Regions from separate parts of the Homo sapiens genome. Here region 2 is linked to region 1. The links are chromatin contacts, found by Hi-C in ENCODE. All regions are on one chromosome and are shown on one strand. The core of a region is the stretch at or near the end of the contact, and the rest is flanking DNA. Distances in the headings are between cores, read along the strand shown. Region 1 has its middle 5.0 kb from the start of LINC02425. Region 2 overlaps MSRB3-AS1 (MSRB3 antisense RNA 1).

Region 1 (6,078 bases), core at 2,274-4,773:
CAATGTATAAGAAGTTGCAGACTCTAGCTGGAACCCATTCATCACCAGATGAGTTTATTAAAGGATACTGTGGAAGAATCCTTTTCTGGGTTTTCTTTTTTTTTTTTAGACACAAAGTCTTGCTCTGTCACCTATGCTAGAGTACAATGGTGCAATCTTAGCTCACGGCAGCTTTGAACTCCAGGGCTCAAGTGATCCTCCTGCCTCAGCCTCCCAAAGCTCTGGGATTACAAGCATAAGCCACCATGCCCAGCCAAGAATCTAGTTTTTTTAAAAAAAGCTCAGGGAACAGCATGTTAATACTAACTCTGTGCTAGGCATTTTCACATAAATATCTTACTGACTCTTTGCAGCAACTCAGCAATAGGCATTAACTCTGTGCAACAAGACGTACAGATAATCTCCAATTGTCATGCATTCAACTTCCATATATCATGTGTGGACAGCTATACACTGCTTACTACATACTAAAACCACGCTTTTATACATCAGTTTTGATGAATAAACTTTTTGAGGGCCCTGGTGGCTGCTGGCTGGCTAATAATTCAGTTTGACAGCCTTGCTTCTAGACAGACAATGCTGTGGATTCACCAAACCATTTAGTTTCTCCCCTGGGCACATGGAAAAACTACATCTCCCAGTCATTTTGCATCTAGATGGCATATTGTGACAATTGATGGCCAATGAAGTGTAAGAAAGTGTCAAGTGTGTACTTCTAGCCCTGGCCCTTAAAAAGACCCATGAGAGGCCGGCATGGTGGCTCACACCTGTAATCCCAGCACTTTGGGAGGCTGAGGTGAGCGGATCCTTTGAGCCCAGGAGTTCAAGACCAGCCTGGGCAATGTGACAAAACCCCATCTTTACAAAAAATACAAAAATTAGCCAGGCATGGTGGCATGCACTTGCAGTCCCAGCTACTGGGGAGGCTGAGGTGGGAGGATTTCTTGAGTACAGGAGATGGAGGCTGCAGTGAGCCCTGATTGTGCCATTGCACTCTAGCTTGGGTGACAGAGTCAGACCCTGTCTCAAAAGGAAGAAGAAGAAGAAGAAGGAGGAGGAGGAGGAGGATACGGGGAGGGGGAGGGAGAGGGAAGAGGAGGAAGGGGATGGGGAGGGGATGTGAGAATCCCTCTCTTTGCTCATTGGCTGCTGAATAAAGCAGACCCAGCACAGGCCTCCCAGGGAGGCTCTGATGGATAACAGAGTCTCTGAGGGAAGATGCCAGGACACCTGAGTCTGGCAACTTAAAGAAGAGCTGCCCAAGCAAGATCAGCCCCAGTGGACTCTCTCTCTCTCATTATCTATCTCTCTCTCTCTCTATCTCTCTATCTATCTATCTATCTATCTATCTATCTATCTATCTATCTATCATCTCTCTATCTCTCTATCTATCTATCTAATCTATAGATTAGAGACAGGGTCTTCCTCTGCTGCCCAGGCTGGAGTACAGTGGCATGGTCATGGTTCACTGCAGCCTCTACCTCCTGGCCTCAAGTGATCCTCCCACCTCAGCCTCAAGTAGCAGGGACTACAGGTGTGTGCCACCATGGCTGGGAAATGTTTTAATTTTTTGTAGAGACAGGGTCTTGCTATGTTGTCCAGGCTGGCCTTGAACTCCTGGACTCAAGTGATCCTCCTGCCTCAGCCTCCCAAAGTCCACTGGACTGGACTTTTTATGAGAAAAAAAATTAAACTAAATCAGTGAAATTTGGAATTTGTTTGTAACAACAGTAATTAACAATAACTACCCTTATGAAATAACTTCTATGAATTCAGTGATCCAAACAAAGATTAATATTGGTGCAATTATTTGAATATTTTACTGTAATTTGTCATAATTTTTCTATTAAAAATTATGAAAATAGAATAATAAAGGTTTAAATACTAGTAACAGGAGTATCATGAACTTAATATAATACAGAAAAGAATAATAATTATTAGACATATTAAAAGTGATGTCTCTAACCTCAGCCAGGCGCTCACTTAAGCATGTTGACTACACATTCGGTTACAAAGAAAAATAAAATTAGAGAATGTGTGGGAGATGCTAGAATTCTAATCATTCAACTATTGTGTCTAAAAAGCAAGACTTATATCAAAACAGGATCCCTTGCCCCTTTTATATTAAATCCATTGTTTCACTATCTTACAATCAACTTGCAGGCATGTTTTCAGGATCAAAAGACAAAAGTGTCCTTTTTCTTATTTTTAAATATAAGAATATTAAAAATCAGAAAAGTTGAACAATTCCCCCAAAGTCTTGTTAATAAATAATAGAATTAAGATGCATTTCAAGATTGGCATCAGCCTAAAGCCTTATTCTTTTCATTATACCTCACTGCCTCTCATCTCTGTAAAAAATTAGGATGTCTGCCTGTCTTTGAAGAACAAAATATGTAAAATGAATGATCTTACAGCGCCCCCTTTGAGCACTTTGATTCTATGATAAAGACATTTCCATCATTTCCTGATGTTGTGAATGCAGGAGGCTCATGAAAAATGTCCCTTTACTACAAAGGTTGGCAAGTGCTCAAAGATATGGCTTTAGTCAGCTATGCCATGCTGTCTTTACTAAACAGCATTATTTCTAGGAAGAATTTCTATTACTTTAAAGTGGAAAATAAAGTTACAACAACATTAAAGAGTATGTTACAGTTCCACGCTCTATTCTGTTGGCAGAAAGCTTGGTCTCTGCACCAGCATTCTGCCCCAACTGGCCATGTCTCAGGAGAAAAGAATTCCTCTCATCTCTCTACAGCAGCCTTTTCTGCTTAACTTAGACCCCCACCAAAGCCGGGTGATGAATACAAAAGGTTTCTAAAGAGAGAAATGGCAAGGAGAGAGCTTGGAGACACCGTACCTCTTGAAAAGAAGAAAAAATAAGTAAATAGTTTATTATCATCATGGGCCTTGGAATGACATCATAAGACCATCCTTTGTCACCTCTGCCATTTCAAAGCCAATGCGTATGAGCTATTTTAACTGAAAAAATTATTTTTCATTGACTATCCAACAACTTTGACTTTATACAGTATTTTGAGAACCCATTTTTATAATAACTCAGTTCCACAGACTTTTGGACTCATTCGAAAGTGCATGTAGTGGTCAGACTTTTGCTTGTGAGTGATATCAGTGTGAAAATAAGCTTTAATAAAGTTGCCAGCATCCATGGACCTCTGTACCCATAACAACTTCCATGGCTTCAGTTCTGCCAAAGGTTTTGCTTGACGGGTATTTCCTATGAAGCTTCTCCTGCTTTCCCACCCATAGCACTGTTCTATGGCCCACACGGGGCCAGAAGCAGCCACTAGGAGAAATTATTGGTCAGGCAACCCTCCAGTGCCGCAAGCCCGGCCCTCCCTCTTCATGTCCCTGAGCTGTGTCCAAAAATAGAAAATGAGACATGATGATGGATTGAGAGTAGGAAGAAGGGAGGGATCTCGGGGTGAGTGTTTAAGTCAACACAATGGAATTCCACCAGCAAAGGCTTGCTGCATAAATCACTCTTGAGAGAAAGTTGGGCACACTGGGAAGTGTGTTGGGGCTTCCAGGCAAGTGGTGGATGGGCACTATCAGGAGGCACACCCAGAAAGAGGTGGTGCAGTGTGGAACAGGACTTCTCAAACTTGAATGTGCCCATGAATAACCTGGAGATCTTGCTGAAATGCAGGTTCTGACTCAGTTGTCTGGGGTGAGGCCTGAGATACTACCTTTCTAGTAAACTTTCAGTTGACAATACTTTGAGGAGCAAGGATGTAGAAAGTAAGAACACAAAGTCCGATTTCAGAACCTATGAGCTGTGAAACCTTGAGCTTCAGTGTTTTTATCTGTGAAATGGAGATTGTTTTAAGTACTCTTGTATCAGATTATTGTGAGCATTAAGTGACATGATGTCATTTACCTGGGACATAATAAAGAATTCAATATGTTGATCGCCATCAATATTTTATTTTTACTCATTTGAGCATTGGGGCAGCTTCCAAAACATTGATCTGTCGATTTGATTTTTTAATGGTGAGACGAGGTGCGCAGAATGAAGTGAAGTCCAGGGTGGAGGGATAGGAGTAGGTGGAGGAAGTGGGAAGAAAAGTAAGCCTGGGAAGGAATAAAAAGAAAGATCCCCCTTTCGGCCGGAACCACCATCTTCCAGTAATTCACCAAAATGACGAATACAAAGGGAAAGAAGACAGGCACCCAATATATGTTCTCTAGGCCTTTTAGAAAACATGGAGTTGTTCCTTTGGCCACATATATGCGAATCTATAAGAAAGGTGATATTGTAGATGTAAGAGAATGGGTACTTTTCAAAAAGGAATGCCCCACAAGTGTCACCATGGCAAAACTGGAAGAGTCTACAGTTACCCAGCATGCTGTTGGCATTGTTGTAAACAAACAAGTTAAGGGCAAGATTCTTGTCAAGAGAATTAACGTGCATATTGAGCACATTAAGCACTCTAAAAGCCGAGATGGCTTCCTGAAACGCGAGAAGGAAAATGATCAGAAAAAGAAAGAAGACAAAGAGAAAGGTACCTGGGTTCGACTGAAGCCCCAGTCTGCTCCACCCAGAGAAGCACACTTTGTGAGAACCAATGGGAAGGAGCCTGAGCTGCTGGAAACTATTCCCTATGAATTCATGGCATAATAGGTGTTTAAAAAAAAAAAAAAAAGACCTGTAAGGACTGTAAGAAAAAAAAAAGAAAGATCCCTACCTATACCTTCATCATTCATGTTCAGACAGAAAATTTCCCAGTGACAGATGCATCGCTGTGAAATTACATTAAGAGAGGTATTCCTAGGGAAGCTGCGGGACATGCTTTGTGGTTTCTTCATCTATTACGAAAATAAAGGCACTGAAGTAAGGCTGTAGCTACCAAAGTACCACATTGCTTTAACACACATGTGACTCTTACAGAACTTTTTTACATTAGGGATAATAGCATAAACTTATCAACTGAATTAAACAAAGTAAACCAAATTATTTTTGATGCAAATACAGAGTACTCCACCAAAATTTTGGTCAAAGTGCTTAACTCTTAAACCTTTCTCCAGTGCTCTGAGATTACGAGGGGCACAAGTGAAGAATACCTAAAATTGTAATTGCACCCTAGTGGCCCAACAGCTGACTATAGTCCATGGAGTTTTGGGTTTTGGTTGATTTAAATTAATTGCTACATTTAAATAAAGGAAGAGTTTGGCTCAATTCCCTCCCAGCAACTAGAAGCTGAAGTTGAGTAATGGATACTCCTTTTAAATGAGACATGCACTCTACAGTTTGCGACTGTTTCCACTATTCCTTATAAGCATACACAGACTTTACTCATTTACCTTATCAATCTAAGCCTGTGTAGAGAGTTGAGTTTGTCACTCCTGACCTAAGAAGAGGTGGTAAAGAAGCATGGGATTTCTTCCTAGAAGGATGAATAAATGCAAAAGAGATGAAAAATGAGGGGAAACCCCATTTTTAAAATATTTACTCACATATTTACCATTTAAGTGCTCTTCATCTCTTTCTGTAGGTCCAAATTCCCATCTAGTATCATTTTCTTTCTGCTAAAAGAACATTTAACATTTCTTAACGATCACACGCCTTTTATTGACCTGAAAAAAATTTTATTTTGCCTTTATCTTTTAAAAAAATCTTCAGTAGGTATAGAATTCCAGGCTGGCAGATTTTTGTTTTTCTCCAGCACTTAAAAGATGACCTTCCATTGTCTTTAGGCCTGCATGGTTTATGACGAGAAGCCTGCTATAATTCTCAAGTTTATATCTCTGTACATAACGTATCTTTTTCTCCCTGGCTGTGATTTAGATTTTCTTTTTGGCATTAATTTCAGAAATTTAACTATGATGTGCCTTAGTGTGATTTTTTTATATTACTGCTGTTCGGAGTTTGTTGAGCCTTTTGAATCTATGAGTTTACATTTTTAATAAAATTTGTATAATTTTCAGCCACTTCTTCAAATAGTGTTTCTGTTTCACCCACATCACATTTGTAAGACTCCAGTTACACATATGTTGCATGGCTTTATAAGATCCCAGAGTTCACTGGGGCTCTCTGTATGTGTGAGTTTGCTTTTA
Region 2 (5,730 bases), core at 752-3,251, 500 kb before region 1:
CTTCTATTACACTGGGACCTTGAGCAAGTTGTTTAACTCTCTGAGCTACAGAGTCCTTATCTGGAAAATGGTGTATTGTATCTAAAAATGAATGACAGGACCTAGCATAGTCCTTGACACATACACTCTCAATTAATGGTAGCCAAAGAAATGAGCAATAATAAAAATGTTTCCTAGGCCTTAGTTTTATGCTAGTAACTACGGGTAAATGATGGCTGGGAGTAGGGAAGAAGAGTGCCTTATTTATATGTAGGAGCCTCTGGCAAGCGCACATGAGCTGTTCTGGGTGCTGGCTGGGGAGGTACCACAGCACATCTTAGGAGCCATGCCTGCATTTAAGGAAGGACTGCAAAGGCAAGAAGCAGGAATGAGAGACCTCTTGGAAAAAGATGTGGATTTTACATTCATTCATTCATTCATTCATTCATTCATTCATTCATCTAGCACTGAGGAGCTATTGCAGTTGTGGCTTTTGGTTACTTGTTCATGTGTCAGACCTTTGCTAGCAGGATTACAGAGATGAATGGCACCATCCTTGCCCTCAGAGAACTGACAGTCTAAAGTTCTAAAAGCAAACTGGCAGTGACAATAGAAGATGCTAAGTCTGAGGAAGGTAAGCACAGGGAACACGGGAGGTGGGGTGACTGTTCTGATTTGTCCAGGACTATCTTGATTTTAACACTAAAAGCCCACATTCCAGGAAGTCTTTCTGTCCCAAGCAAACAGACAGTTGGTCACCCTAGTGGGAAGAGTCAGAGGAGTGGCAGCACCTGAACTAATCTTGCCAAGTCAGAGAGGGCTTCTTGGCAGAAGGGATGGCCTACAAGGAAAGTAGGAATTAGCCAGGCAAGGATGTTGATGAATTGGAGGTGGAGTGGGTCTTAAGTAGAAAGAACCGCACATGCAAAAACCTAGAAGCAGGCAAGACCATGAGGAAGTGGGGAACCCTGGGGAGAGAAGGTGGAAGGCCTTTCTTTGCAGTGGACAGCCATTGCCCTCCAAATATGTTCCTCTTCTCCTTGATCTCTCCTCTGACTCATGTTGATTGAGAATGTAGATCGGCAAAACTGTGGGAGATGCTGTCTAGGCAACTCTCACATTAGAAGGGAGAAAAGAAGATGAATTTTTCCCAAGGTCCCTTTCAAGTCTTTGATTCTAAACCAAGAATACACCCCATCAGGCCATCCACAAGGGAGGTGTTCACTCTGTGTATAAGATAAATAGCCTACACCTTCCCTATGTATGTCAGCTGCCTTGAAGAGTGACACAAGTCATCACACAGTTGATTTGGCAGCAATGATATGTCCATCATAAATGCACCAGCATGGATGTGTTTGCTGGGCCACCACCAGCTGGCTGAGCCACCGTGGAGATGAAAGTTTAATTATTTTGTTTTTCTAAGTAAAAAAAAACCCTTTCCTGGTGAGGCATCACACCCTTTCCATTGCTCATGAAGACCTAGAGAACTAGCTGGAGTTCGTTTTTTCCCCATTATTCCCTAAATGTTGCTGTAAAGAATGCTCTCTGACGTGACTTGTTTCTGTATTTTACAGAGCCTATTCTGTTAATATGAACAGTATTAAGTCAAGAGGGTACCTGTTTTGCTTTTCAGCACTTCTTTCCCAATGTGAATCACTTTGGGAAAGGTGATTTCTAGATTGTTAATCCTTTAGGTATGTGTTTCATCCTCTAATATCAGGCTGGCATAGACACACTGGGAAAAAAATGAAAATAAAAACTTAATGTCTTTTCTATAGCCTGTCCCAGAGAAGAAAAGAACGCAGGGAGGAAGGAGTCTTGACATCACTTAATAAAGCTTTATGAGTAACTCCTTTACTACCCTAGATAACATTGCTAATGCATATTGCTCAATGAAAGAAAATGTCCCAGGCTATGCTTTACAACAGGCAGAAAACTTTGAGCTGTCTTGCCAATGCTTTATACTAAGTGCCAAATCCTTATTTCTTTCTTAGGCATTTATTGTAATAACATGAATCATGATGCATCACTCTGGTATTCGTGTGGCTGCTCAGTGTTAAGTCCCCAGGACCTCCATGGAGTTGACTTTATTTGGTTTTCCACTTCCGCTTCTGAGTGAGAGCCACATGAACTCAGACGTGAAGGCTCACAGGAGCTCAAGTGGGCGGACCTTTCTGTTGCTGTTTTGGTCTGCCTGTACTCAGCGGTTGTGGTATGTGCAGACCTGAACACTTGAGGGGACATTCAGCTGGAACTACCCCCATTTCCTGTAGTTTCCACTAAAACAAGAGACTTAGGATGATGTTCAGGATTGCTCAGACAGTTGCAAACCTCTGGGGCACTTGGAAGAAATGTGGCTATTAATAGAATTTTTGAGCATTGACGTATATGTTTTCTAACTTCCCATATATAATCCTGAGAGTGGGGCTGGATGTTAAACCCTGGAAGTAGGGAGTTTCCAGAAAACCATTCAGGATATCAGTGTCAGGTTTCTGACTTGATGAAGAGTTTGGATGAGTGGCTTCTAGATACAAAGGTTAATAGTGTCTGTTTCAAAGCCTAAATGGAATGCTGTGCTCATCTCCAACTTTGTGAATGTTCAACTGGCACGGTCAATTTATTCACTTTGAAAGTCTTAACCGTGCTGGTGAACCAGCAGGAGTGCTGTTAGGAATATTTAACATAAGCAAAAAGGAAAGGTAATGAACATTGAGAGCAATTGAAAGGACGATCCTGTGAAAAATATGTGACCTTACCTGAGTGTCTCAGCTGAGTATCAGTCCAGCAGAGCACCAATCACTTGCAGTGGCTGTGGCAAAGACACTGATGGCTTATTCATTGATTTGTACAATAAATATTGTGCCCTCACTACATGCCACTTACTCTGCTAGGCATTGGAGATACAATGCTGGACAAAACCAGACATGCTCCTGTCCTTCCAAACTTAACAATTTGATCTGAGAGACAGATATTAATCAAGTAGTCACATAAAAATACATAAAATGTCAACCTTGACAAGGAATTGGACAAGGTACTATGAAAGGCCTTGACCTAGTTGGGGATATAATGATTGGGCTGAGACTTAAAAGATGAGAAGTAATTAACTAGGATACCACAGGCAGGAAGAGTGCTTCAGGCAGAGGGAACAGCTCGCACATGTGAAGTTGAGTGATTCACCCAGTCATACAATTAATAACTAGTAGAGTCAGAGATGGGTGAAGAGCTCCAGGGGTCTCAGTTAGGAGTCTTACTAGCCCTATCTAATAGAACTTTTTGCAATAATGGAAATGTTCTATAGCTATGCTGTTGGATACAGGTAGCCATTAGTTACATGTGGCTATTAGCTCTTAAACTGTGTTTAGTGTGATGAGGAACTGAAGTTTTATTTAATTTTAATTAATTTAAGTATAAATAGCCAAATGTGGCTACCATATTGGAAAGCACAGATCTATATGAACCAAGTCCTGAACTAGCCCAAGCTACACAGGGCAGAAGGTTACTAAAGAGGAGAGGAAATAATTTTTTTTTTCTGAGATAACGATAAGCACATTGACCTGGGGGCTTCATTCATTCACTCTCACTCAAAAACATAAATTTATTGGGTACTCACCATGTGCCAGGCACTAGGCTAGCCCTGGAGCTTCTCTGATTGGCAAGACCAATCTCCCACTCTTGAGGTATTCAGAGTCTGGTGAGAGCAGAAACACTCATAGTAGTAATAGCAATACATTGTGATTGAATTGGCAGGACTTTGCTTTTTTAGGGTTGCTTACAATGGGAAGAACTGAGGGGTCATTCTTCTCTAATCTCAACCCTATAGGCAAAGGTCATGGTTTCTAAATTCCAACTGCTCCATACTCCAAGGTCTTCAAATAAAGAGGGAGGGCTTTAGTATAACACACTAAACACTTTAAAAAATCTCCCAAATTCAGTATACCAGTATAAAAAAAGAAGTGGATTTGCATTTTCATGTAGGCCTTGCATGCCTCTTCATTTGTAGGGCATCTATTGCTGAGTTTGGGGAAGTTGGGCCCCACCAATTGAAATTCTTTATAAATAGGTCATGAGACTTTTACTCAAGGATCCAGTAAGTGACATAGAATTTTAGTCAGAGCCAAGCTGTATTTTCGTGGGACTTTCAGGCATTGACTTTTGCTTCTCACACAGGCTAAAAAGGGAGCTAATAACTTTTACATATTTTCTAAAAGCACTTTCTCACAAGCAGTGGCTGTTCAAACACTTCAAACACTTAAACCTTCCTGCTATTACACACAGAATGCCAACAGTTATTACATCATTGTAAAAAACACTTCCTGATACTCAATTATACTCATTATGCCTAAATATTTAATTCCTGCCAATACCCAATTTAAATCGTCACTTCAAAACAATTTGTTTCCGATTATTGGGATCTACTAAATTACCTCCTCAAACCTATCACCTGAAAAAACATTAAGTGCCAGGGAGAATAAAAAGACTTTCCCTGTTACGAACTCAGGACACTTGCCCAGGGAGCTTCTCCTTATGGCGCACTGGTTTCTACAGAGTGTTCTGGCTTACAGCTTGTCCCTGCATCTTGGAGACCCAAGGAGGAAGAACCCAGATGTGTGCCCCACTGACCGAGTTTGTCACAACTATGACTGCTCAGCAAAATTAGTGGGTGTGGGTTGTGGAGTAAAAAATAACAGAAGCAGAGGCTTACTCAAAATACACTTAATGAGAACCATCTAGGGGGATGGAAATCCATATTTTTTAAAAATATCTCAAAGGATTCAGAAATGATTGGTTAACAGACTAGAAAATACTATTGTTTTCAATTAGCATATTTTACCCTGTTACATTTATGACATAATTTTCAGTGTGAAGTTTGTCAATGTCTCTTTTTCCTCTGAATTAGACAAGTACCTCAGGACTTCTTAAGACCAAATTGACTCTCCCTCATCTGTATTATTGCTGATAGGGCATTGCATTTCCACCAACAATGCTTACCTAAATTTCTCCATATGTTTCTTTTTTCATCAATGCTTCTTGCACTTCATTCTTTTTTTCTGGGTTAAATTTTGTTCCTGCTAAAATATATCCTTTGGTATTTCTTTCCATGAAGGCCTTAGTAGTAAACATTTTTAGTTTTTTGGAAGTCTGAACATATCTTTATTTTTGTATCATTTAAGAGTGAAACTTTAACAGATTATAAAAAGCTAAAATAATAATCATATCCCATAAGCACAGAGAAGATATTATTCCATTGTCTTCTGGAATCCATTGTTGCTTATGAGAAGTCATCTGTTAATAATCTAATTATCTTTCCTTTAAAGGTAATTTGTCTTTTCTTTCTGGTAATATTTATCTTTATTTTCATGTAGTGTGGTTTCAGTGATATGTGTTTAGGTTCAGATTTGTGTTTAATTATCATTTGCGGATTCCATGTTCTTTTTCAACTTAAGGATTTATAATTTTCTTTAAGTTTGAAAATATTTCTACCATTGTCTAAAAATACCTCTTGCCCACATGTTGGGTTGTTCATTCTATCTCCATATCTTTTTATCTTCTCTTTTATATGCTTAATGTCTTTATCTCTTTGAAAAGTGTTTCCCTGAGGGAAAGTTAGTAAATTAGAGGTAAATGTCAGGAGGTCACTTTGCTGTTTTACTCATATATTCAGGCTCTAAAGTATTTTTAGTGAATATATTTTTCATTACTAGAACCTATATTTGCCATTTAAAAAAAATCTCCCTTTTTTTCAAAGAATTT

Evidence for each region. A loop is a pair of places that touch in the nucleus more often than their neighbours do. Pooled maps may share reads with other maps.
Region 2: a map of chondrocyte shows a loop between it and region 1 (8-fold over the local background). The contact joins two enhancer-like sites. A Hi-C loop is called at or near these places in 2 of 168 maps with a recorded cell type or tissue (ascending aorta and chondrocyte) and 2 of 50 pooled maps.

Annotation. Positions count from the first base shown.
Region 1 is chr12:66,033,073-66,039,150 of GRCh38, forward strand. It overlaps the pseudogene RPL21P18. Among named protein-coding and RNA genes, the nearest start is that of LINC02425, 5.0 kb to the left of the region's middle. Within about 2 kb of position 3,524, at least 9 of the 41 ENCODE cell types and tissues checked have a DNase peak (open chromatin) inside an H3K27ac peak, as active enhancers do.
Region 2 is chr12:65,535,095-65,540,824 of GRCh38, forward strand. The region is part of intron 2 of MSRB3-AS1 (MSRB3 antisense RNA 1); the gene reads right to left. Among named protein-coding and RNA genes, the nearest start is that of LINC02454, 65 kb to the right of the region's middle. RefSeq lists an enhancer at 1,187-2,386. Within about 2 kb of position 2,002, at least 9 of the 41 ENCODE cell types and tissues checked have a DNase peak (open chromatin) inside an H3K27ac peak, as active enhancers do.